Regions from separate parts of the Mus musculus genome. Here all the other regions are linked to region 1. The links are chromatin loops, found by intact Hi-C in ENCODE. Cell type or tissue: heart. All regions are shown on one strand.

Evidence for each region. A loop is a pair of places that touch in the nucleus more often than their neighbours do. Peaks named below come from ENCODE experiments on the same cell type or tissue, not always from the same donor. Only the 100,000 strongest peaks of a DNase experiment are listed, where the experiment ranks them.
Region 2: it touches region 1 in a loop (2.2-fold over the local background); 15 of 42 quality-filtered maps call a loop at or near these places.
Region 3: it touches region 1 in a loop (2.9-fold over the local background); 12 of 42 quality-filtered maps call a loop at or near these places.
Region 4: it touches region 1 in a loop (2.5-fold over the local background); 18 of 42 quality-filtered maps call a loop at or near these places.
Region 5: a loop joins it to region 1, with 2.7 times the contacts of the local background. A loop is called at or near these places in 7 of 42 quality-filtered maps.

What each region holds. Positions count from the first base shown.
Region 1 is chr4:126,084,045-126,089,044 of GRCm38, reverse strand. It overlaps Oscp1 (organic solute carrier partner 1), which reads right to left. Exons shown (of 10, transcript NM_172701.3): 7 at 4,583-4,652; 8 at 2,363-2,502; 9 at 1,276-1,339; 10 at 1-723. The coding sequence ends at 607. Among named protein-coding and RNA genes, the nearest start is that of Lsm10, 10 kb to the left of the region's middle. In heart, a CTCF peak has its summit at 2,894 (motif pointing left); a DNase peak (open chromatin) is centred at 2,834; H3K4me3 peaks cover 300 bases.
Region 2 is chr4:126,145,973-126,150,972 of GRCm38, reverse strand. Eva1b (eva-1 homolog B (C. elegans)) reads right to left here and starts at 2,970. Exons shown (of 3, transcript NM_172145.3): 1 at 2,342-2,970; 2 at 1,928-2,022; 3 at 1,099-1,737. The coding sequence starts at 1,994. The coding sequence ends at 1,310. Sh3d21 (SH3 domain containing 21) reads left to right here. Exons shown (of 16, transcript NM_001162533.1): 15 at 39-96; 16 at 177-371. The coding sequence ends at 248. In heart, a CTCF peak has its summit at 2,682; DNase peaks (open chromatin) are centred at 532, 2,452, 3,002, 3,132 and 3 weaker places; H3K4me3 peaks cover 4,008 bases; H3K27ac peaks cover 4,928 bases; H3K27me3 peaks cover 570 bases.
Region 3 is chr4:126,256,968-126,261,967 of GRCm38, reverse strand. No RefSeq gene overlaps it. Among named protein-coding and RNA genes, the nearest start is that of Trappc3, 2.9 kb to the left of the region's middle. In heart, a CTCF peak has its summit at 2,768; DNase peaks (open chromatin) are centred at 987, 1,957, 2,257, 4,787 and 1 weaker place; H3K4me3 peaks cover 3,649 bases; H3K27ac peaks cover 4,559 bases.
Region 4 is chr4:126,154,772-126,159,771 of GRCm38, reverse strand. The region is part of intron 10 of Sh3d21 (SH3 domain containing 21); the gene reads left to right. Among named protein-coding and RNA genes, the nearest start is that of Sh3d21, 6.1 kb to the left of the region's middle. In heart, CTCF peaks have their summits at 2,002 (motif pointing right) and 2,927 (motif pointing right); a DNase peak (open chromatin) is centred at 4,321; H3K27ac peaks cover 1,752 bases.
Region 5 is chr4:126,307,557-126,312,556 of GRCm38, reverse strand. It overlaps Col8a2 (collagen, type VIII, alpha 2), which reads right to left. Exons shown (of 4, transcript NM_199473.2): 3 at 2,761-2,957; 4 at 1-2,177. The coding sequence starts at 2,941. The coding sequence ends at 259. Among named protein-coding and RNA genes, the nearest start is that of Adprhl2, 12 kb to the left of the region's middle. In heart, a CTCF peak has its summit at 2,483 (motif pointing right); DNase peaks (open chromatin) are centred at 826, 2,026, 2,476, 2,806 and 1 weaker place; H3K4me3 peaks cover 647 bases; H3K27ac peaks cover 589 bases; H3K27me3 peaks cover 1,481 bases.

The sequences.
Region 1 (5,000 bases):
CAGGAATTGAACCCAGGTCCTCTGATAGAACAGCCAGTGCTCTTAACCACTGAGCCATTTCTTTAGTCCCCAAAGCAGGTTTTTGACATGTAGGTTCTAGGAATCGAATTTCTGTCACCAAGTGTACATGGCTAGTGCATTTACTCCCCGAGTCCCCAAACTTTTTTTTGTTTTGTTTTGGTTTTGGTTTTTTAAAAGATCTATCTTGTTATGCAGCCAGAATGGCCTGGATCCCCCTCCTGTGTTTTCAGGTGTTGCTCTTTTGTCCTTACAGGCACGCATAGGACGCTGGTCCCTGCAGGAAAGACGCTGTGGAAAACCCGCAATGGCCCAGGAGGCGCCCATAGTCATCATTGAGTTGAGAATAATGGGGAAGGTCTGGGTTAAGAGCAAGAATATATTTTGCTGAAAATACAGAAATGTGTGTGGCTTCAGAAATGGATGCTCTCCGAGAGGTCGTCACAGTTTTTTTCTGACTTAAAAATGGACTAGAAGGTGCAGGCCTTGGTTGGAATCCAGCAGGGGCACATGAGATCCCCAGCCATCCGTGTCCAGGGTGGTCTAAGGCAGTCTCTTGAGGGAGGGCTAGGGCGTGCCCATCTGCATCTATAACCTGTCCATCATGGCCAGCAAGTCGTCTCCCTTACTGGTGTTCTGCTCCAGCTGCTCTGTGATCTCAAACTCACCCATGATCCGGGCCAACTCCTCATTCCGTTGCTGGTCCTGTGGGAAGTGTGGAGAGAGGAGAAAAGGAGACGTCTGCAGGGGCGTGTCCTTTCTGGGGCAGGAAGTACTTAAATTATCATGCCATCAAGGGTTCAGCTTTGGGAAAAACAGAATAGGGTGCTTTTGATGATCTTTTGGCTTGTTTTGTTTGTTTGTTTGTTTTTTGAGACAGGTTTCTCAGTGTAGCCCTGGCTGTTCTGGAACTTGCTCTGTAGATCAGGCTGGCCTTGAACTCAAATAGCTGCCTGCTTCTGCTTCCCAAGTAAAATAGAAGTAAAGGCGTGCACCACCACTGCCCAATTTTCATGAAGGTTTCTTTTTATTTTCTGTGTATGAGTGTTTTATCTTCATGTATGTGTGTGCATCATCTGTATGTCTAGTGCCCACAGATCCCCTGTAACTGCAGTTACAGATGGTTGTGAGCCACCATATGGGTGCTGAGCACTGCTCTTAACCACTGAGCCATCTCCATGCTTGAAGAGCAAAAGTTTTCCAAGGAGGATAGTGCTGAGGAGGATAGGTCCAGAGCCCGTGAGGCCCCTCACATACCTGTGTAGCCTGTATGCTGATGACTTCATAGGACAACTCCTCCGGCCTGGACAGTGCTGCGTGTCTACAGGAGGCAGGAAGAGACAGGCCTAAGGTTACACGGTTCATGATTCCTCTTCCTAGTACGGTGAGCCACCTCATGAGAACATGGACACCTGTTTTCTCTGTGTCTCCTTCTGCCCTTTCACACCCCCCCCCCATCCTTATATTTCAGAAAGTCACATGTTTTTGCTTATCTGCCAACACTCTCCCTCTCTTCTCTCAGCAAGTTCTGAGGCCCAGGTCACATGGAGGCCCCTCCAATCCAGAGTGCAAATCAGCCTCCACTAAGACATCTGTGGTCCGTCAGTTTAAATGACTTGGGGACAGCTGGGGGTCCTACACTCCATATCTGTGTGTGTTCATGAGTGTGTGCCCGCGTGCCATGGCAGGCACGTGGGAGTCGGGGATGACCTGTGAGCGTCGGTTCTCCCTCTGTCCCGGAGCTGGAATGCAGGTCCTGGTCTTAGGGCCTTTAACTGATGAGCCATCTTGCCAGCTCAGTCCAGTCATCTCCTAACACATCCTAACACTTCTTGTTTAGCTTCCTTTTAGAGCTTTTGGGGGAGTGACTTCAGGAAGCCCCAGGGAGTCTGTATTCAGGGCAGCATGGATTGCTGGTCACTGGTGACTTTTGCATCTGTGCTTGTGTGTATTGGTCTGCAGTTGTCGTGTCTGTGTTCTTATCCCACGTAGGGGTTTATATGTGTATTTACACTCCATCTAAGCCACAGGGACAAGAATGCATTATATATCTTTAAAGAACGGGTTTAGGACTGGGGAACTGTCTTGGTTTGTGGGGTACTAGACCCAACATACACAAAAGCCCTGGATTTGATCTCATATAAATGGAGTGCGGAGGCACACACCTGTAATCCCAGCACCTCGGAAGCAGAGGCAGGAGGATCAGGACTTTAAGGCTACATAGTGAATTTGAGGCCATCTGGGTTATATGAAACCCTGTCCAAAAAAAAAAAAAAAAAAAAAAAGACAAAGGAAAAAAGAGAAAAGAAAGACAGACAGACAGACAAGCAGGCTTAACGCATACTCCTCTTCCTCATCGGTCGTAAACAGATTCAGTCGGAATCCTGGTTCAGGGCCACTCGGCTTCTTGATCTCCATCCCTCCCATTAGCCTGGCCAAGAAATTCAGCTCTTCTTTGGCAAGAGGGTTTGGAACAATGTTTTCCTGTAGAAACAACGGTGTGATTTGTAGCCACACAGGGCAAACACATTTCCTGCCAAGACCCCAGAGACGCAGGGAAGAATTATACAACAAAGCAAAAATAATAACAGCTTAAATTATTTCTGGGTACAACTAATGCACAGAAAGCAAGCTTAGCCGGAATAATAAAGCAAGCTCAGCAGCAGTGGGACTCCAGCAAAGAAGCAAACCACAGACTTTCAACTCTGAAGCTTAGTGGAATGCCCCAGGGACCACACTTCTCAGACTATCTTCCTCCTCGGGAGGAGAGAAGGGCCCTGCTTCCTCTTCAGTCAGGTCCAGTTCCCTCTGCCAGGCGGCTCCTGTCAGGCCTGCAGCTCAGTGGGTACCATTCTGGAGGAACTCCCATACTGCCCTCTGGTGGTGACATCCAGGAACACAGTAGGCCGTTCCTCTCTCACCACCCTTTCTAGACTTTACCTTCTTACGTGGATCTGGGCTCTACTCTTCACTACTGTCAATTCACTACTGTCAGTTACTGAAAACACACTCTCTTATTTCTGTCTTGCTTGAAACAAAGTCCCCTGACTACCGCATAAAGAACAAAATGGAAGCCGGGCGTGGTGGGGCATGCCTTTAATCCCAGCACTCAGGAGGCAGAGGCAGGTGAATTTCTGAGTTCAAGGCCAGCCTGGTCTACAAAGTGAGTTCCAGGACAGCCAGGGCTATACAGAGAAACCCTGTCTCGAAAAACCAAAAACCAAAAACCAAAACTAAAAAAAAAAAAAAAACAACAACAAACCCCAAAAAACAAAATGGAGGCCTGAAGAGATGGCTCAGTGTTTAAGAGGACCTCTTCCAGAGGTCCTGAGTTCAATTCCCACCAACCACATGGTGGCTCACAACCATCTGTAATGGGATCCGATGCCCTCTTCTGGTGTGGCTGAAGACAGCTACAGTGTATTCACATTTATAAAATAAATAAATCTTAAAAAAATGAAAAAGGAGAAAATGGAGCTCAATGGTGGCGCATGCCTTCAATCCCAGCGCTGGAGGTGGGGTGGGGTGCAGAGGCAGGTGGATCTCTGTGAGTTTGAGGCTAGTCTGGTCTACAGAGAGAGTTCCAGGAGTTACTCAGAGAAATTCTGTCTTGAAAAACCAAAAAACCCAACCCAAATTAAACCAAACCAAACCAAACCAACCAACCAACCAAACAAACAAAAAAGGAGTTACAACCTTCTCTAATCAGGCCCCGGTGTCGTCCTGTCCAGTAAAGCCTCTGCCGCCTGCTTCTGCGGCGAGAAGATGGAGCTATGTGGAGACTCGCTGCCGCTCCAGAAAGGATACTGTTTTCCTTGTTTTGCCTGTGCTCATCCCACCACCACGGCTGGCACCCACTTCTCCTCCCCTGCTATGCGGTGTCTTGCTTACTCCGGAGCCCTATTTCCGTGCCGCTGCCCCTGAAAACCATTGTGTTCCCTTGCCCCCTGCTCCCACCCCAGAGGACAGAGCGCACGGTCTTCTGGCGTAAGCTGTCAGTGTCTTTCCATCTCGCTGTTCGTTTCTACCATTGTCCTTCCCAGAGAACCAAAAGCCTCTTCGGGGTGGGACCACATCGACGCCAAGCTGGTACCCAACACCTTGGGACTTGGTTCCATGAACACTCAATAACTGAACAGTCCATGGTTTGTCCCAGAGTTTGCGCATACGGAACTCAGAGGGATGAAAACCTCATTTTAAAGGAAGGTAGAAGGTCCTGACGACCAGGAAGCACTTTTGACAAGGGATGCTTTGACATTTTCATCTGCATGCATGTATCTGCATGCATGTTGGATCCAGCAGCCACAGGCCTCTCGGCTCTGTTACAAAGCTATTTGCCATGTCCTGGTATTTGGCTCCTATTTAATTGTAATGAACCAGTCCCCATATTACCTAATTAGTCAGATCACTGGAAAGCTCTGAGCAAAGCCACAGTTAGAAATCTGGGTACATGTAAGGCTGAGGGGAAAGTTAACTAGCTTTGAAAGCCAAAGCCCCGCCCCGCCCCGCCCCGGGGCAGTGTGGGGAAAGAATCAAGGAGGAGAGGGAGAGAGCAGCAGCTCACCTGTGCCCTGGAGGCTGCGTTCTTGGATGTTGCAGACATGTGGGTTTCCACAGGACGACTCGCACTGTACCTGGCACCAACAGAAAACAGTGCTGTGACCCAGCCAGGTCGCTGACTCCCTCCTAATTGGTGGGCACACTGCTATTATTCTCAGATAGTAAAAGGCAGCCAGAAAGATGCTGTGAGTTCAGAACACAACTGAGTTGGGAAAAGAAGCTCCCAGTTTGCTTCTTCCCTGAGAAAAGGCCCCAGAAGGAACAGCACTGCGGACACAGAAAGTATCACAGGGAGGTGGTGTGGCCCTCCGCAGCAAAGGGACACTGGCTACTTCTCCTCCACGGTTACTTAAGATTCTGTATCTTTTGCCAGGGAGCCTTAGCGCTTGAATGTCACGTCACGGCTCCGACGTGCATTCTGT
Region 2 (5,000 bases), 62 kb before region 1:
AAGGGTCCGGCGTTTCACCCTGAACCCCCTGTACACAGACAGAAGATGGGGGATGTCTGGGAGGAGCTGAAGACTGAGACGCTCCTGTCGCCGGAGGTGGGTGGAACAGGACGGACGCAGGAGGGAGGAGGGAAGTAGCTGGAGGCCCTGGTCCATGATGACGCTCTCCCACCTAGGTTCAGATGATGCAGAGGAACCGGAAATCCTTCAAACACGCAGAGACACAGACGGAAACACAGACAGAATGAGAGCAGGTTCAGGCCGAACCTCAACCCAACCTGGAGGGACATCTATCCTGCTTGGGCCACCCCGGTCCTTGCACACAACTTTGACAAACTCCATGGAAGTAAAAAAAAAACTCTGAACACTCAGGCCAGTCTGGTCCTTGTGGGGCGGGGCCAGCCAGCACACTGCCTTCTGCATTCCTGGCAGTCTCTCTTGGGCACATCTGGCCAACATGTGGCTCCCATTACCATTCTCAAGGCCTGTGCAAGGCTATTTTTATCCACCGGATGGTTGGGGGTGGGGGTAGTCTCCTTCGGAGACCAGCCCTATGCTAGAGGCAGGGTGGAGGGGCCTGGACTCTGGGCTGGATTCAGGGAGCCAGCTGTGTGCTAAAGGGGTGGAGCCAGCCGTCTCTGGGCCCAGCTCCTCCCAATTAGCCTCTGCGCAAAGGGACTCCTGTGCCCAGTCACTTGGAATGATTTTTGGCCTAGAAGTATCTGCTCAGTCACTAAGTCTAATAGAATTTGCATCAAAGTTGGAGCCTTAGGCCTCCCTGTGATTGCAATGACGGCATCCTATGGCAGGTCATAGGTGCTGGGGACTAGGTGACATTTGTCCAAACACCGGCTAGTTCCGGCCACCGGCTACCGTATTTGTGAGGAATGCTCATAGTATCCGCCCTGTGTGCAAGAGGCGTGTCTGGGTCTGTTCCTTTGATCTGTGAAGTGATCACAAGCATGCACTGGTTGGACCCCCAGAGGGGGTGCAACCCGCAAAAGGAATAAGTTACTCCCACAGCTCTGGAACTCCCCTGCAGCAGGGCTGGAGCCTGGAGGCCTGCTGAAAGCAGTAGTAACCAGTGAGAGACTGAGTCGCCAAGACTACCTTTCATTGGTCATTATTATCGGGAGAAGGTGGGAGCTGGCATTCTTTTCCCACCCACACCTGCCCTATGAAGAGTGCTTAGCAGGCGGCGATGTGACGCCCAATAGCACCAAAGAGATTTGGGGGCAGAGGCAGTTTTTTGAAGGCCCTGAGGCAGTCCCATATCCAGTACTCTGGCCCCACGCTGAGGGGCCGGGTGTCAGTAATAGTGCATTCGTCCCAGCGTGGCCGTGGCTCCGGGCCCGAGCGTGCCACTGCCCAGCAGGTCTGGCTGCCCAGTGCGCCAGATCTCCCGCAGGATTCGTTCACGCTCCTCCAGCCGCTGTGCCCGCTCTAGCTCCTCTGCTGACGTGAAGACATTGACACTAAGGGGCCCGTCGGGCTCTGTGGACAGCTCCTGGCCCTGCAGCGTGTCATCGGGACCCAGCCTCGTCATGGTGTCCTCATCTTCCTCATCGTCCTCGTCTTCCGGCTCTAGGGTGCTGCTCCGGGGGTCCCGGCGCGGAGCAGGGGTCCGGGGTCGCGAGCGAGGCGCGCAGGAGATGCTGATGACCAGCAGGCATAGGGTCAGCAGCAGGCCGAAGCAGACGCCAAGCACGAAGTAGAGGCCGAAGCTCTCGGGGTTAGCTAGGGAGCAGGGAGCGGAGGTCACAGGGGGCCCTGACAGGCTGGAGTCGTCCCATCTGGGAGAGATCCAGGGTCTAGCTAGGCTTGGGGCAAGGAACGGAAGGGCTGCAAGGACAGGGTGAGCAGCTAGGAGTGGAGGGCTGCCTGGGTTATGATGGACGGGCTCCGTGCCCCCAGGCCTGGCCCTCACCTCTGATGTGCGCATAGGCTGCCAGGCTGTTGCTGAGTAGCTCCATGTCCCTTCTTGGGGCATCCATGCTGCTGGGATGCAGCTCGCCTGTCAGCCTGCGAGGTCACCCAGGTCAGGTCTTCCAGAGCCCAAGGCGCTCGCTCCTCGCGTAGCTCCTCCACCCTGGGGTGGTGGTGGGGCGAGGGAGCGGTTCGCCTCACTGGATCGCAGATCTGGACTCTGCTAGTCCTTGTTCCCCCGCAGACGCCTCTCCATCCCCGGGAGCGGCGGAGAGGGCGCACACGCTCCGCCCCCTCGTGGGGTCCCCAGGCGAGGCCCAGCGCACGGAAGGGCGAGGCGGTGCCTCGGGCTCCCCTTCCACCTCCCTCCTGCACCCCTCCACCCGCGGGGCCTCGGCCGGCCCGGCTCGCTCACCCGTCAGCGTCCCGCAGCCTCGCCCCGGCAGTGGCGTCTCCCCGGTGGCCGCATACACCCAGGCCGGGCCGCCCCGTCCGCCTTACCAGGTTCGCACGGCGGTGCGGCCGGACACCGCGACGGACCAGCCGGCGGAAAGTTTCCTCCGAGGAAAGAGGAGGGACGGGGCGGGGCGGGGAGGAGAGGCGGGGAGGAAGAGCGCCTGGAGGAAGGGGAGAGGGGGCGGCCCCTGCTCCCCTACAGGAAGCCGCTGGGGAGGGCGCTCACAGGGTCCGCCCCCGCCAGTACTAACAACAACATTAGTTACTAAACATCCCTAAGGCCTGGAGCCCCTGGCGGCAGGTTACCTCCCCTCCCGCTTCCCGTAGACATCCCTTCATTTAAGCCAGCCAACCCTGGAATGTGGCTACCATTAAATCTCCAATTTGCAAATGAAGTAAACTGAGTCAAAGATCTTGAAGACCTTTGCCACACGGTCAGGATTTGAACCCACAACGCTCTTACTCTAGCGCGCAGGCTCCAAACTACTTTCCTGTGCCTGGCTCCTCCTGGGATGAGGCGGGTCCAAACCCCTTCATCCTTCCAGACCTTCCTAGACCTAGTAGAGGCAGCCGGCACCCCCGCGTCCTTATTGGTTTTCCTCGGAGAAGGGATCTCTCAGCCCCTCCTCCCAGTGCCCTGGCTGAGTGTGTCCAGCTGCTGTGGTCACCCAAGGTTAATGATTGTCGGACTCGGCGGTGAGCCAGGTCCCAGCATATTGCAGACCCCAGCGGGGGCCTCGGCGCTAGGGAACAGCCTCGCTTGCTTTGCTAGCCGGACCTGCCCAGAGTCACACGTGTGCTTCCACCTGGGCTCAAGGCTGGGACCGAAGTGCGCTGGGGGGGATCTGCAGCTGGCCTCTTCTTTCTGCTTACTCTCCTGGCCAACCCCCTTCCCCTCCCTACGCTGGAGCTGGGGTGAGGGGGAGGCCTTCTTGGCGGGAATCTTGGGAAGGAGGAGGGAAAGAATGGCCAGAGGAAATTGCAGGCATAGCTGTAGGCGCTGCCTGAAGCCTGGAGGCCATTAACCCCTTCCCTGTTCAAGCTGCAGACCCCGACTCCTCCAAGCCCGCCTGGGTTCAAGTAGGGGTCAAGAGGAGATGGAGAAAGGACCAAGCTGGCTCAGACCTGGGTATTTTTGTGTTTAGTCTGCTTTGTAAGCATGCGTTGGCCCATGCGTACTTACCTATTTGCATATAATGCTGCCTCAGCATTTTAGTGTGGCATAAGTTCCAGGACAGCCAGGGCTATACAGAGAAACCCTGTCTCGAAAACCCAAAAAAAAAAAAAAAAAAAAAAAAAAAGGAATTGCAGAGGTCAGAGGTTACAAGCCCTCAGGAGGCAGGCATCTTCAAAGGGGCTGTGAGGTGTCATGAAGGTAGTGGAATGCATTAATGTGATGGAGAACATCTTGAGTAACTCTCACAGAGACGCCCCAGGTAAGAGCTCAGTCCTGAGGAGAGGGCAGCCATGCCAGGATCTCGGGGAGCCTGTCTAAGGCAGGATCAAAGGGTAGGATGGGAGCATGAGTGGAGTTTCTGGCATGCAGAGACGGAGCTAGCATGAGAGGTTCGAGGGGAAAGTAACTGATCGGAGACCACACAGGATTTGCAGATCACTCAGGAGCTTGGATTTCATTGGAAGTGAAGTGATAACCCCTGGAGGCTTAAGTTAGAGAGTGTCAGTCCCCACGCCACACATTGGAAAGACTCCTGAAGCTGCTCAAGATAGGCTTGGCCACAGCAGGGCAAGAGTGGAAGCAGAGGGCAGGGCGTGGTGGCGCACGCCTTTGAATCCCAGAACTTGGGAGGCAGAGGCAGGCGGATTTCTGAGTTGGAGGCCAGCCTGGTCTACAAAAAAATCTCAGAAAATTCACCATGTACCATGTAGACCCAAATCCCTTCCTGTCTCCAAAAAACAAAACAAAAAAACAAAACGAACAAACAGTAGAAGCAGAGAGAACAGTGTTGCAAATATTCAGGAAAGGAGTGGTCTGGGTGGTGGTGATGGTGGTGAAGAAGGAGGAGGAGGAGTTGGTAGTCTGAAGGGAGTTGCTGTGTGGACATAGTTTTGAGTGAAGATAGTTTTCGAGGCAGGCAAGACAAGATGAGATTAGCATCCTGGAAATAGGTGGGTCACCCAGTTCCAGAGAACAGGGAGAAGGGAGTCTGTCTAAAGCCTCAGCCCCTGAACCCATACATTAAGGGGTCTCCTCTACAGCAGACCAGCAAGATGAGAGGAAAACCAGGCAGGAGCAAGGATGGGACCCTCTGGGTTCTAGCAGGCAACATTTCAACATCATCAGTGATGCCTGTGGGTGAACATGGCCAGCCCTGTCCCTCCAAGGCATGTGTGGCTTAAACACATACAGAATAACTAGTACTGGGAATGTGTTGACAAACATGGCCTGCCAGCCACTTACATATTAGTGTGTGCTGCGGTTTAGCTTGTACAACTGTATGTAGTGAGGAGACTGGACCTGACTTTGTGTGGCACATACCTGTTCTCTGTGACATCCGCATGGCTATCCTGTGGGGTTTGACATGGGCTTCCACGACGCAGTCTGCATCGCCGAGCTAACATCTCTGTGTCCACCTCTGGATCAGATGTGATCCGTCCTC
Region 3 (5,000 bases), 170 kb before region 1:
TGACCACATATTCTATGTCAGGATAGTTAACGGCTTTCTCTTTCAACTGCCATCTGTTCCCAAACCCCAAACACAGCCAAGCCCTGCATCCTTACACTTGTGGCCTTTTTAACAAATCCAAATCACTTACCGTCCCTTCTCTAGAACAGCTACCCTGCCTAGTTCCCAGAAAAACCAAGATGCCGGCTGTGGTGGCACTCAGTGCCGAGTTCTAATCCCAGGCTTGCCATCTGAGGCCAGATGCTGAAGTTCTTTCAGTTGCTGTAAATATTAATGAGACATGAGCACAGATCGTGGGCACAGAAAAGGCACAGAGGAAATGTGATTCCCTTCGAGCTACACTATCAAGACAGTCCAACAGATCCAAACACAGCCCAACAATCGTTGAGGAATGTGCTAGCTGACCAAACCCTTCTTACCCTTCACAGAGGCAAAGCCCTGTCATCACTGACCACAGCCCTTTGGATTTGGCTCCGGCCGTCTCTCCTTAGTGGTCAGCCCTGTGGGCACTGTGCTTGGAATTCAGGTCTCCTCGCTTCAGCCTGCTTGTCTGTCTCTGCAGCAACTATATACTGTTGTGTACCACCCGGCCTTCACCATGACAACTGCTCTGTCCAGATACTGAGCCAGCTAGGCTAGGAGAAGGCTGGAGGGGGGCAAGGGTTTCTCCCAGTCTTTCCCTGAGGTTATAGGACCAATCATTATTATAGCCTTCTCCCTGTAGTACAGACATTCCGGGGCCTCCCTAGAGGCAGAGATCCCTGACTCTCCATCCTGTGGCACGACCTCAGGAGGCTGCATGAGGGTCTCTAGAAGGGAGCAGAAGAAGAAGACAGAAGTCTGTAGCCTTGGGAGAGTAGCAGTGAGGCTAGTCCAGAGCCTCCTTCATTCCCAGGAGAGGGGACAGCTGAGGTGAAAACAGCAGTTGGCCAGCCTGTCAGTCGGTCTGGGCTCCTCCCTGCCGGCTGCCTTGGCTGCCCACAGAAACCTGAGTCACAGTCACAGGCAGCCGCCTGACCCCACCCAGCCTGCTGTCAGGCAGGGCGGTTCTGGACAGACTGGAGGTGGAGCCTCTCCTTGACTTCTCACGGACTCATTATCCCCCCTCTCTGCCTCTGATTCCCGAACTTGGCCCTGCCTTTTCTTTGGGACAGTTCTCCGAGTCATCAGTTTTGAATTAAGGGTGGGGGCGGGGCACATGTATTGATCTGTAAGGTCTCATCCTTGCTCAGACTGCAACCTGAAAACTCCTTGGGGTGGCTGTCAGGGATCAGGAGTAGAGCGCATGCTTTGTATGGGCAAGGCCCTGGGTCTCATCTCCAGCACAAACAAGACAGAACTCCCTACACAGCAGGCCCCAAGTTCTTGGACTTCTCCCTTCAATTTTGAATTCCAGCCCCTCCCTCTCCCTCTCTACCACCTGTAGGGAGTAAGACTTTTAGGAAACCAGATATCCCTCCCGACCCTCATCTCCTGTTCCCTAGAAAAGAAGGCAGTAAGAGTGGAACGTAAGAAATTCAAGGTCATTCTCAGTCAAACAGCGTGTACAAGTCCAGCCTGGGCTACAAGAAGCCCGGTCTCAAAAAAAAAAAAAAAAAAAAAAAGAGAAAGGAAGGAAGGAAGGAAGGAAGAAGGAAAAAAAAAAGGAAATTGGAGAAGAGACCCCAGGACCAGTTGTTTCTCATCCCTAGTAGGAGCTTGAAAAAAGACTTCCTCTAAGACACCCAAAGGCTTGACCTCTGTAGTACAGATTTTTAGTTCCTCCTGCCTAGGAACTTCTGCTCTTCCCTTCCTCCTCAAGAGCTGTAAGGAGAGAAAGAGGCAGCTGGTCACTACTACCCTGAAGGACTTTTCCCAGTCCCAGTCTCAAGCCGCGGGCCCTAGAGGCTAAGAGGCAGTCTAAGTCACAGCCCCTCCTCTTCTTTGTGCTGTGCGGTGGGGGTGGAGCGGGAGTGAGAATCTGGTGGCTGCACTTTCCGCTGCCCCCCAAAAGGCTCCTCCCACTTCCTACTTTGTGGGGGTGGAGGCAGCATCCCAGGCCCTAGTCCTGAGATTTGTATCTGAGTTAAATCTCCTAACCGTTTTCTTCAGTACTGGGTGGGTTCATCCTGGGCTCTGCCCCATCAAAACTAGGCGATTGGGAGCGTTTTGGCTCCTGCCTTCCTTCTAGGACGATTTGCAAGGGGACATCATCCTGATCTTCAGTCAGGGAATTTCCCCAACCCCAGCCCAGCCTGGTGGAGAAACTAACGATTCACTCGCTCTTGTCTATTTCCGTGGAGGGGGAGGAGACTGCCCCGGGCAGCTGAGGCCGACAAAGTTCCCTGCCTCGAGCTGAATGGGCAGGATATCCTCTTGGGGTTTCAGCCCAGATGTTACACATACCCATGATTGCACTTTCTTTGAGAAGGCATGTGGAGCCCCCTCATACCCTTAAACATAAAGGCACCAGTCTTTTCTAAATAAATAAATAGCAAACAAATAAATAAATCTGTTAATCATCAGTTGCTGGGCTGGAGCTCCTGGTCAGTTACAGGGAGAAAAGAGAAGTGTCTATTCTGCCTGCCTACTCCAAACGCATTATAGGGCTGTAGCACTGCCCTGGCTCCCCAAAAGGCATTCTCCCAGGCTCCATATAGGCCCTTCAGCTGTGCCAGAATGCTCTAGCTGTTGCTGGCCAGGAAACCTGCCCCTCCCATTGGCTACCTCTCAGATACCCAGCTGCTCTGCAGTACTAAAGGCTGAGGCCAGGGTTCCTCAACTTTGGTACCTCAGGCATTCTGTGTCCGTGAATTTTCTGTTGTGACAGGGTTGTAGGATTTTTTAAAGCCATATTCTTGTCTCACATTCACTGGATGCCAATAGCACCCTCGGTTGTAACAAAAAAAGTGTCCTTAAACACTGACCAAAATGCCCTCCAGAGTGCCTGTGTAAATGCAAACATGCCTTTGGTGGAGGACTGAAGATGCAGCCAACCACCACACACCTGAGCTACCCCTGCCCAGTTCAGAGAACTCCCCAAAGCCAGTCCTAGATGATCAGACACAAGTGCAGATTTCCAGTTTTCATATCTTTCCCAGGTTGGAATCTCTTGCTCTTAGGCTCCTTTAAATCCACTGTCCCTCTTTATTCCTGAACTCTCCCCACTGTGGGAATCTCACCACTCCCATTTTTTTATCCCAGGACTGGGAGGTAGGAGGAAAACCAGCCCAAGCAGCTGGTCCCTTGTTGGGTTCTCTGCAGGGCTCAGTACGAGCCTATGCCCAGCTCTGGACAATGTAAACCTTAGACCTCTGGATTCACAAGAGACAGCCATGGACTCTAGTATCCATGTGATCACCTCATCCTGCAGATGGGATGACTAACAGCAAATATGGAATGTCATCTTCATCCTCTTTTATATCTGAGTTCCCATCATCGTCATCATCATATGTACTCAGCACTTCCTATATACCAGGCCCTATGCTAAGTACTTCATTTCCATTGTCTTACTTAATCTTTACAATGACCCTCAAAATACTTCATGGCACCATTTAATTTAATTTTTTTATTTATTGTGAAGCATATCTCATACATCCCAATTGCCCTCAAAATTGCCCCATAACCAGGGGTTTTTATTTATTATTATAAATACTATTTAAATATTATAATACTATTTAAAGGGAGTTTTATTATATTCCTTACTTTTAAAAATTGGTGGCATGTGCCTTTAATTCTAGCACCAGGGAGAAAGAAGGTGGATCTCTGTGAATTGGAGGCCATTCTGGTACACTGGGTGAGTTACAGGCCAGCCAGGGCTACACAGTGAGTCCCAATCTAAATATATTTTTTCTTTTGTTTGTTTATTTATTTATTTATTTATGTGTGTGTGTGTGTGTGTGTGTGTGTGTTTGTGTGTTGGTTTCTCTGTGTAGCCCTGGCTGTCTTGGAACTCAATCCGCAGACCAGATTAGCCTTGAACTCAGAAACCTGCCTCCCGGGATGAAGTACATTCTTAATTCTACATAGGAGTGCAGAGATCAGAGAGCAACTTGCAGAAATTCGTTCTCTTCTACCATGTGGGTCCCAGGAATCCAACTCAGATCATCAGGTTTGGCTGAAAGCACCTTTACCCACCAAGCTGTTTTTCCCCCTGAAGCCTGTCTTGAAAGTCTGATCCTCCAGCCTCCACCTTCCAAGTGCCGAGATTGCCGGCCTGTGCCATCACGCCTGTGCCATCACGCCTGCTTGATGTAGTGCTGGAAATCCGAGCCCAGGGCTTAGTGCACGCTAGGCAGCCACTGTGGGCTGCACTGCACCCCCACATCACTACTGCTGTTTATCAACTTTAGAGTTTCAGGAGACGTGTCACTCTCGTTGCTGGCCTTTAGCACCATCCTTTTCTAAAGTCACTCAGCCTCCACCTCGGGCGAATCTTCCCTCCCCCCTCCCCCCAGGGTTCAAAGCGCCAGTTACTTACTACTGGGATAGAAACTGCTGCTAGGTTGCCTGAAACTTCTCCCTTTCCCTGAATCGTACTCCCTGCCCTCTCCCTTGGAATGACTGTTCTGTGGAGGTGCTCTAAGGAAGGAGGGTCCAGTGGTTAGGAAGGGGAAGGAGAGACAGGGAGACAGTGCCTCCCTGGCCCTAATCTGTGGACAACTAGAGAAATGACCTCCAGGTCAGGACAAAGAGCAGGGCTAGGATAGGCAGAGCCCAGCGGCCCCTCCTTCCTCCCTCCAGTCTGGTCCTCTCTGCACCAGTACCTCTACTATCGATCCACCTTCCCAGCAAGCTCCCTGCACCCTGTCCGAAGCCAAGCCCGACTTGGCTCGAAGCCCTCACCTCAGCGGGCGGGCATTGAAACAGGAGATAGGAGAGCCCACTCCAGAGCCCCGAGTATTTTCGGGGAGGAGGGTGAAGTGAGGCTTACTACTCTTTATCGCGACGAGCCGTAGGAAAGAAAAATCCTTCTGGAGAGATGTGGGGGCGGGGGATGGGGGTCTTCTGATGAAGGTAGG
Region 4 (5,000 bases), 71 kb before region 1:
GGGGTAGTCTGGGTCCACTGAAGAGGGACGTCCTCTGGTCTCATAGCAGCAGGAGAATCTTAGCTTGCTCATCAGCTTTGACGAATTGGGCAACTGCCAGCCTGTATTTCTGAAGAGACTTGGAAAATGATTCTCAGGGAGCCAGAAGCAGCGCGGTTGGTTACAGAGTGGGACTGAGAGATTTTCTGACACTGTTGAGGAAGGGAGGAGCTGAGGTGGGAGAGACAGAGCAATTCTTAGAGAGGAAGTGGGCATGGAATAGATTCAGAGTGATGGGGTGGCGGGGGGGGGGGTGCGGGGCAGGTCCCATCGCCAGGACTGCTGCACCCAAATGGGCTCTCACGGGTAGCAGAGAGCTTCCCAGCATCAGAGGAAGGGAACAGGAGGAAAATGGAAAGACCTGTATCTGGCCTGAGGGGGAAGGGATGAAGGTCCCTTTCAGCCAGTTTCTGTACAGATTTTTAGATGCTGTATATTTTTTGCAGCTGTGTTGGGAACAAATGGAGCTGTTGCAGAGAGCTCTTTGGGGAGTTCACATAGAAGTTTGGGCATAGGGTAAAAGCCAGTGAGTAAAAAAACCTTTAAAAGATAGGGTAGGGCTGGTGATATGGCTCAGTGGTTAAGAGCGCTGACTGCTCTTCTGAGGGTCCTGAGTTCAAATCCCAGAAACCACATGGAGGCTCACAACCATCCATAATGAAATCTGATGCCCTCTTCTGGAGTGTCTGAAGACAGCTACAGTGTACTTACATATAATAAATAAATAAATAAATAAATAAATAAATCTTTAAAAAGATAGGGTAAAGCCCGGGATGAGAATAACGAGGAATTCAAAGGGAGAGGTGAAGGAGGGGAGAAATCAGGAGGAGGAGGCTTGTGGTTGGATTTGTCCTGGTCCCTGTCTCTGGGCTCCATCTTATACCAGTTAGGGTTTGCTGGTGCGGGAGGAGGGCCCAGATGTCGCACTGTAGCAGCCAGGGAGCTGAGGCTGAGTGGAACACCCTCTGAGGCTCTTTGCAGACATGTTGCTCTGTTAACTGATGTCTACAAGGCTGTCCAGCTGTTTCAGTTCTAGGCCCCAAAACAATGCCCAGCCCCCTTTTAGAGGTCACTCAAATGGCATGTGAGAGTTTGGGAGTCGGCCTCCGTTACTGCTTCAAGGCTGACCGAAGGGTGAGCAGCAGTTAGATTGTCTCAGAAGAGGATTCATCTAAGGGGTCATGGTAAAGGGGTTGGCAAAGATCTAGAACACAGGGGGTAATAACTGTGCAACTTTGTGGGAAACATTAAGAGACAGTTACATGACAGAAACTTTTTTTTGTAGGCTTACCTGTTTTTATTTTATGTGTATGAATGTCTTACCTCATGTATGTCTGTGTCACCTGTGTACCTGGTCCTTTTGGTAGCCAAAAAGGGTACTAGACCCACTGGAACTTAGAGATAGCTTAAGACAGCATGTTGGTGCTGGGACCCAAGCCTGGGTCCTCTGCAAGGACATTTATGTGATGTTTCCATCGGTATGAACATGAGCTACATGCAGCTGTACAACTGGCTGGACCACGTATCAGCCAGAGCTCTGTAGAACTTGATAAGGCCACTATAGTTAGTTGGCCGTTTGTTCTGTCAGACTCCTGGATAAAGGACAAGCGCCTAGAAGCTTTGTAAAAGATGTCAAAGTCCACATCCAAGGACTCTGAACAGAGTATCTACTTGATATTCTTTGCTTCCACATATAATAAACTTTGAATGTTTATCTCAAATATTAGCAATACAAAGCTATTGTTTAATAAGCAAAACCAAAGGATATCAAGTAAAATAGAATTCTTGGATAGAAAAAAATTGATAAGGTAAGATTTTATAAGTTGGGACGATTACCCTAAATGGCCATATCTAGTATTTGAAAACATGACTCAATACTTAGTTTTATTTACACCAAATGTATGTCTGTGTGACGCAGGCAGATGGGAGGGCGGGCATCTTGTGGTTTTGCTTTGTGCAGTGCCCACAGAGGCCATAAGAGGGCATCAGGATCCCCTGCTACTGTAGTTACGGATGGTTGTGAACCACTGTGTGTATACTAGAAACTGTGCCTGGTCCTCTAGGACAGCCAGTGCTCTTAACCAGTGTCCTAGCTCCCCAGCCCTGAATGTTCAGTGTCGCACCTGATCGTAGCCAGAAAACAGAGAGGTGATAGAATGTTCAACTTTTTTTCCCTCTGGACACAGGATTTCTTTATGTAGCCCTGGCTGTCCTGGAACTCAATTTGTAGAGATCCAACCTCTGCCTCCCGAGTGCTGGGATTAAAGGCCAGGATAGCCTTGAACTCATGGTCCTCCTTGCCTTCCCCCAGCAGTGCATGAAGATCTTAGATTCCCCACAGTCTACCCGTACTTGTTAATGCCTTCATTAGAACCATGCAGGCAGATGGGAGGGCATCTTGTGGTTTTGCTTTGTGTTCCTTTGGAGCTTAAGAGTGTCAGAAAGTTTTCCGTGTTTTCTGCCTCTGTCCAGTTGGACTGTGTTCTTTACTACTGAGTTACAGGAGTTCTTTATGTTCTAGATGAGACGGTAGCTGGGGCTATAGCCGTGTGATAGAGCCCATGCCTGGCAAGCATGAGGCAGGCCTTAGCTTCAAACCCCCAGAACACCAAAGGTGATGATGGTGATGATAATGGTGGTGATGTGATGGTGACTGTGATAAATACATCGATCATCGTGTAAAACTTTCCTAGCCAGTGAAATGTCTTTTCATTTTATTGTCATTCTTCTTCTGAGACAGGGCCTCACTATGTAGCCCTGGCTGTCCTGGAACTTGCTCTGTAGACCAGGCTGGCCTGGAATTCACAGAGATCCTCCTGCCTCTGCTTCCCAGCGTGCTGGTATTTGTATCTGTATGTCTGCGCAGCACATGCATGCAGTACCTCTGGAGGCCACAAGAGGGCGTTGGATCTCCCCTACAACTGGAGTTACAGGTGATTGTGAGCCACCACGGAGATGCTGGGAATTGAAGCCTTGTCCTCTGGCAGAGCAGCCGCTGCTGGTGCTTGTAACTGCAGAGCCATCTCTCCAGCCCCCAGTCATCCTTTGTTAAAATTGTCCTTTGATGCATAGAGTTTTGTGTTCCAGTGAAGTGTACCATATTTCTACTCTTGTGTTGGCTGTGTTTGGGGTGTCACATGAGCGGCTGCTTTCGCTGCTGTGAAGTTGCTGTTTCTCACGCCCCCCCCCCCAACCTTGCACTGCATATCCATTCTGTGGACCAAGCCAGGGGAAGGGATGCACTCATAGGGAGGAACATCAAGCTCAGACTCTTCTCCAGTTATGCCCTGGATGGTGTCTGGAACACGGATATGTTCTTGTCTTTTCCTCATAGCTGCCTTTCTGGGAGAGGACTTAGGTACTACTTCACTGAGAATATTGGTTCGAATGTCTGCCATCTTCCCCTTCCCTGCCCCCGCCCCCCAGCCTTCCTGCTCCCTGACTTCTCATTTAGTAATTCTCTCTCTAGCTTCTAGCTGTAATGTTTACTCTGCTGTTTAATGCGTATGATGTGTGCATAAATCTGTCTATACACAAGCAGGTCATGGGCTTGCACTGTGTATTTTTCCAGGAATGCTGTCTTCTGTAGTCAGTCTCTTTGTTTGCTTTGCTTTGATGGTTCTTCCTGACAGCCCCTCCGATGATTTCAGTGTGTGTTGGGCTGGGCCTGTGGACTCTGCTCATGGTAGTCTGCCTCTGTGTGTGTGCTCTGCTCTATGTGTGTGCTCTGCTTTGTGTGTGTGTCTCTGCTCACAGTGGGCTGCCTCTGTGTGTGTGCTCTGCTCTGTGTGTGTGCTCTACTCTGTGTGTGTGCTCTGCTCTGTGTGTGTGCCTCTGCTCACAGTGGGCTTCCTCTGTGTGTGTGCTCTGTTCTGTGTGTGTGCTCTGCTCTGTGTGTGTGCCTCTGCTCACGGTGGGCTGCCTCTGTGTGTGTGTCTCCTTCCTTTATGAGCTTATGACTTCAGCTTAGCTGTGGGAACCTTGTAGGCCTTAGGAAAGAAAGACTTCCAGTAGGATTTGATTTCGTTTCTGCCAGCAGCCAGTGGACACCAACTCCTCCCAGCCACCTGGCCATCTCAAGGAAAGGTGACACGGGGTGACTGAGCTTGCAGCCTGTGTTGTTAAGCGGAGGGAGCAGAACCTGGGACCCTGCCCCACATCACTGGCCCCAAGCTCAGGAACCTGAGCAGAGTTACCCATTTTCCTACCTGTGCTGGGTCTTCATTGTTAATTGACATAGAAAGACCCAGTGCATTGTGGGTAACGCTGTTCCTAGGCATGGGAGCTGGGAACAGCCTAAGAACAGAGCTGGCTGACAGCAAGAAGGATCTGTGTGTTTATTTTCTCTCTGCTCTTGTCTGCAGATTGACATTTCCTGCTTTAACTTCCTCGCAGTAATAAACTGTAACCTGGAATGGGAAACTGAACAAGCCCTTCCCCCGTTGCTTGTGTTCTTTATCAAGGCATTTGTCACAGTGACAGAAACGAAAGCAGGATGCCACTCTGGCCTTCCTCCTCTATTTATGGACTTTTTTTTTTTCATGACAGGGTCTCAATATGTAGCTCTGGTTGTTCTGGGACTTGCTCTGTAGACCAGGGTGACCTCAACCTCCGAGATCCCCCTGCCTCTGTCTCCTGAGTGCTGGAGTTAAAGGCACCCAGCTCTATCTGTGCATGTCTACTGTCCTCTTTTTTAATTGCTTTGATGATTTTATTTTGCAAGTGTTTTCTTTGCGTGCATATCTTTGCACCAGGTTTGTGTCTGGTACATGAGGCCAGAAGAGGGTGTTGGATCCCTTAGAAGTGGAATTACAGATGGTTGTGAGCTGTCATGTGGTTGCTGGGAATCAAACCCAGATCCTTTGGAAGAGCAGCCAGTGCTCTTAACTCCTGAGCCATGTCTCCAGACCCTCTCCTAACCTCTTTTCCTCTTTAGGAAAACCATCCTAAGGAGTATATGA
Region 5 (5,000 bases), 220 kb before region 1:
CTGCCTGCAGACCAGGCAGGTCCAGAACAGAGGGACAACCCCCACAGTACACCTGGGGGAAAGGAAACTAGGCCACCCTCTTCCAGAAACAACTTCAGCCTACAGAAAGCAGGTCAGTCTTCTCGGGGCAAGAAGAAGGCCGCCGCTGCCCCTGTTCAGCTTTTTGGTTCTTTCCTTCCGATGGAAATCTCTGTAACTGGAAAGGTCTCTCTATCGCTAAAGAGGAGGAGGCCAGGGCAGCAGGGGCCCCCCCACGGGTTATGTGGGACAGAGCAAGAATCCTGAGAAGGACGAATGGATGTACTCGGTGGAGTAGAGACCATTGGCCTGATCTGAGGGCATCTGCACCCACACCTGGTCATTGGGCCGCAGCTGGAGCACAGCCCCTCCCGAAGCCTGGTCCAGGTAGCCCTTCTTGTATTCGTCGTACGTGTAGGTGGCCGGCACATTGTTCTTGTACAGGGCTACCCACACATTGGTGCCCTTGACATGCACATGGTATGCAAAGTAGTAGACCCCTCCCACGGGGCAGGTGAAGATGCCAGTGGCTGGGTTGTAGCCGCTGTGGCCATTGTAGAGAGTCCGGTCAAACCTAACCGGCATGCCTGAGGCAGGGAAGGGGGAAGTGAGCACTGCAGTAAAGGCTGGAGTGGCGTGGGCTGACAGCTCACCGAGCCCAAACTGTGGCTTGCCTCCTTTGCCCAGTACAGCTCCCTCCACGCCACCATTGGGCAGATGCAAGCCTGCGATACCAGTCTCATCCAGGGCTCCGGGGGCACCAGGAGGCCCAGGAGGCCCAGGGGGCCCAGGAGGACCTGTGAGTCCTGGGGAGCCAGGGACTCCAGGGGGCCCTGTGGGACCAGCAGAGCCAGGCTCCCCTACTTTTCCCTCTCCAGGAGGCCCTGGAAGGCCCGGTTCACCCTTCAGGCCTGGCAGACCCTGAGGCCCAATAGGGCCAGCTGGGCCCTGGAGCCCTGGGATTCCAGAGGGACCCCTCAAGCCAGGCTGCCCAGGAAGCCCCAAGTCACCTTTCTGTCCTAGGGCTCCTGCCACCCCTGGCCCTCCAGGGCGACCTGTAAAACCTGGCTCACCCTTAGGCCCAGTCGGTCCAGGGGGTCCATGGGCCCCAGGAAGTCCCCTCTCACCAGGGAGCCCAGGCTTCCCAGCCAGGCCATTAGGCCCTTGGTCTCCTCGAATGCCAGGCACTCCTGGGGGACCTCCAGGTCCTACCTCTCCCTTTGACCCAGGGGGCCCACGTCTACCAGGAAGCCCTGCAGACCCAGGAAGGCCAGGTGGACCCCCAAGTCCCTGTGGACCCTGCTCCCCTGGCTTCCCATCCTCTCCTGGCTCACCTCTGTCTCCTAAGAGCCCTGGGGCCCCAACTGGGCCCCTGTCTCCCTTAGGTCCTGGTTTTCCTGGCATCCCATAGCCAACAGGGCCTATCAGGCCAGGGGGGCCCCGGAGCCCTGGCTCTCCTTTAGCCCCTACTGGACCCTGTGGCCCTGGCACCCCTGCTGCCCCTGGTATCCCCACACCATCTACCCCAGGAGGGCCTTTTGGACCCACAGCTCCTGGCTCTCCCCTAGAACCTGGAACCCCAGGGGGGCCAGAATCACCTTTGTCTCCTGGGGCTCCTGGTATCCCATCCAAACCTGGTTTGCCCAAGCCAGCTGGACCGGGCAGCCCAGGGGGCCCAGGGGCACCTGCCTGTCCAGGGGCTCCAGGCAGCCCTGGTTGGCCCACTCCATTATCCCCTTTGAGGCCCCTATCTCCTCGGGGCCCAGGCTCTCCCTGGGGTCCTGGCTCCCCCCTAAATCCTGGAGGCCCTGGAGCCCCCTGGGCACCTGGTTTTCCAGGGACAGTAATACCTGAGGGACCAGGAAGGCCAGGGGGTCCTGGGGGCCCCCGGAGGCCCTGGTCCCCTCGTATCCCTGGCTCCCCCCGTAGCCCTGGCTGCCCTGGTGGTCCAACCTTGCCTGGGAGCCCTGGGGGACCAGCTTTGCCCATTCGGGAGAAGCCAGGGGGGCCAGCAGGGCCTGGCTGTCCATGAACCCCAGGTTTTCCAGTGCCTGGTTTTCCTGGGAAGCCAGGAGGCCCAGGGGGACCCCGAGGTCCCGGCTTCCCAGGGGGACCTGGCTCTCCTTTCAAGTCCATTGGCAGCATCGGTAGAGGCATTTCTGAAAGAGAGAGAAGGGGACAGTCAGAGACCTGGACAATGGAAGCTGGGTACCTCATCTATCCAATCCCCCATGGCAATGTGCAGAGTACTGTGGAGGAACAGAGAATCTGCTCACAGAGAACACTCCCAGAGCTGTCCCCCCATATTGGAGGGCGTCTAGAGCTGTCCCTGTCCCGTTGCTATCCTGGGAACATTGCAGGAGTCCTCATCCAGAACTCCCTGTACCCAACTTCCCAGCCAGGCCTTGCCCAATGAACTTAGAATATTTATGGCTGCAAGACCTGATGGCCATCCCACCACCAGGCGGCGCCAATAACCCGCATTACAGACCAGTCAAGCTGCTTCATTACCTATCTATCTTCCTGCCCGGCCCCACCCCCTTATAAAGACCACCTGCACCAGCCAATCACAGCCAGTTTCAGGCCCTGTAAAGCTGAGAATCCCTGGACCAGTCGAAGTAAGACTAAATGAAGATGGGAAGATCTCAGTTGCACCCTGAGGAGCTGTGGTCTGGAGTGTCTGGAGGGATTTAGGTAAGGGAGGAGCGGTCTTAGATACGGTAGAGTAGGGGAGGCTCTCACCCAAGTACTGGCCTTTGCCCTCTCGGAAAGGCGGTCCCACGGGTCCTTTCTGCATGGGCTGCACATACTTTACCGGGGCATAGCCCGCTGCACCCCCAGCTCCGCCGCCAGAGGACACTCTTGGCCCACACCCCAACAGCAACAGCAGCAGCGAAGGCAGGGGCATCAGAGCCCCCTGCATGGCGTCTGTGGATGGGCTGCAGGGAGAAGAAGAAAGGCTGTCACCAAACCAGCCACCAGGACCACGGGCTCAGATCGTTGTTATTCAAAAGCAAATCTCAAAGTCACTGGTCTGTATGTATTGTCTGCTAAACCTCTTCCAGACCTGACCAGTCTCCCCCAGACGAGGATCAGCGACCAGACAGAACCCTTCTGAGAAGCACCTCGACCCCAGCGCACACCTTGCCAAAGCAAACCTTTTCAAGATGAGGGCCCTGCCACCTATGTGCAGGCCAGCTTCCTGCCAATTACCACCTACCACCGGGGCTCTTCAGAGATGTAAATTCTCATCTCCACACGGGCGTATTGGGGTCACTGCCAACCCCAGCACCCAGATGATATAGGGGAGGCAGGTCTGGGACTTGTCTTGGTTCCTTGCAATTCCCCATCACGCTGATGTCCATCTGGACTCCATACTTGCAGAAGCCAATGCCTTATCTTGAGCCCCTCCTTCCTTTCCTCTCCCTGTAACCTTTACTGTCACCCAGAACTCCTTACAGGACAGCACCCAGGCCCCAGTAGCCTCGTGATTCTGAGCCTCAGTTATCTTCTATTTATCCTTCAAGTCCCTGTCCTCCACAATGCCTTCTGACAGCTACACAGCCCTTCAAGTCCCAGCTACCCACAGCTCTTAGCTGAGCTCAGAGAACAAGGGCTGGGTTCTGCCAGCTTGAATACTATACTCATCAGAGAGGGAGTGTGGGCAAATAGAACAGGGTAATATGTCTACACAAATCTTGTATGCAAATGTCCATGACATTACATTATCCATAGCAGCCCCAGATGAAGGCAAACCTAACTGGGATGCTAGAACAGTATGCACGCTCTCCACACAATGCACTACTTTTTTTTTTTTTAAGTGTCTTTTAAATTACATTTTACTTATGTGTTTGAGAGAGGGGCACATATGAATGTTGCAGTCATCAGACAACTTGCATGAGTCGGTTCTTTCCTTCTGCCATGTAGATCCCGGGGATCAAACTCAAGTCATAAGGCTTCCCAGCAAGTGCCCTTACCTGCTGAGCCACTTGGTGCGTCCAAAAATGTTTTTCTTTTTCTTTTTGGCTTTTTCGAGACAGGGTTGCTCTGTGTAGCTCTGGCTGTCCTGGTACTCACTCTGTAGACCAGGCTGACCTCGAACTCAGAAATCTGCCTGCCTCTGCCTCCTAAGTGCTGGGATTAACAGTATGCACCACCACTGCCCAGCTCCAAAAAATGCTTTTTAAAACCGGGTTTGGCTTAGAGGTTAAGAGCTCTCTTGGCTTCTCTTCCAGAGGACCCTGGTTCAATTCCCAGCAACCAAATCTGTCTCATATCTGTCTGTAACTCCAGATCCAGGGGATCTGACACCTTCGCACAGATACACAGGCCGGCAAAACACCAATGAACATAAAATAAATTTAAAAAAAAACTGGGCATAGCTGGGCATAGAGGCTGGGGAGATAGATGGCTGAGTATTTAGAGCACTGCTCTTCCAGATAACCCGGGTTCCAATCCAAACACCCACGTGTCAGCTCACAACCCTCTGTAACCCCATGTAGGTGACAGAAAGTGGTTTTCTGTTTACTTGTTTCTCTGTGTAGAGCCCTGGCTGTCATGGAAATTAGTATGTAGACCAGGCTGGCCTCAGACTCAGATATGAGTGATAGGATTAAAGGTGTGCACCACCACTGCCCAGCTTCACAAATTCTTCCTTCCTTCCTTCCTTCCTTCCTTCCTTCCTTCCTCCCTCCCTCCCCCTCCCTCCCTCCCTCCCTCCTTCTTTCTTTCTTTCTTTCTTTCTTTCTTTCTTTCTTTCTTTCTTTCTTTCTTTCTTTCTTGTTTTTTTGTTGTTGTTGTTGTTTGTTTTTGTTTTTTGGTTTTTTTTTTGGTTTGGTTTGGTTTGGTAAGTTTGCTTTGGTTTGGTTTCTTTCGAGACAGGGTTTCTCTGTGTAGCCCTGGCTGTCCTGGAACTCACTCTGTAGACCAAGCTGGTCTACAGATTCAGCCTTGAACTCAGAAATCCGCCTGCCTCTGCCTCC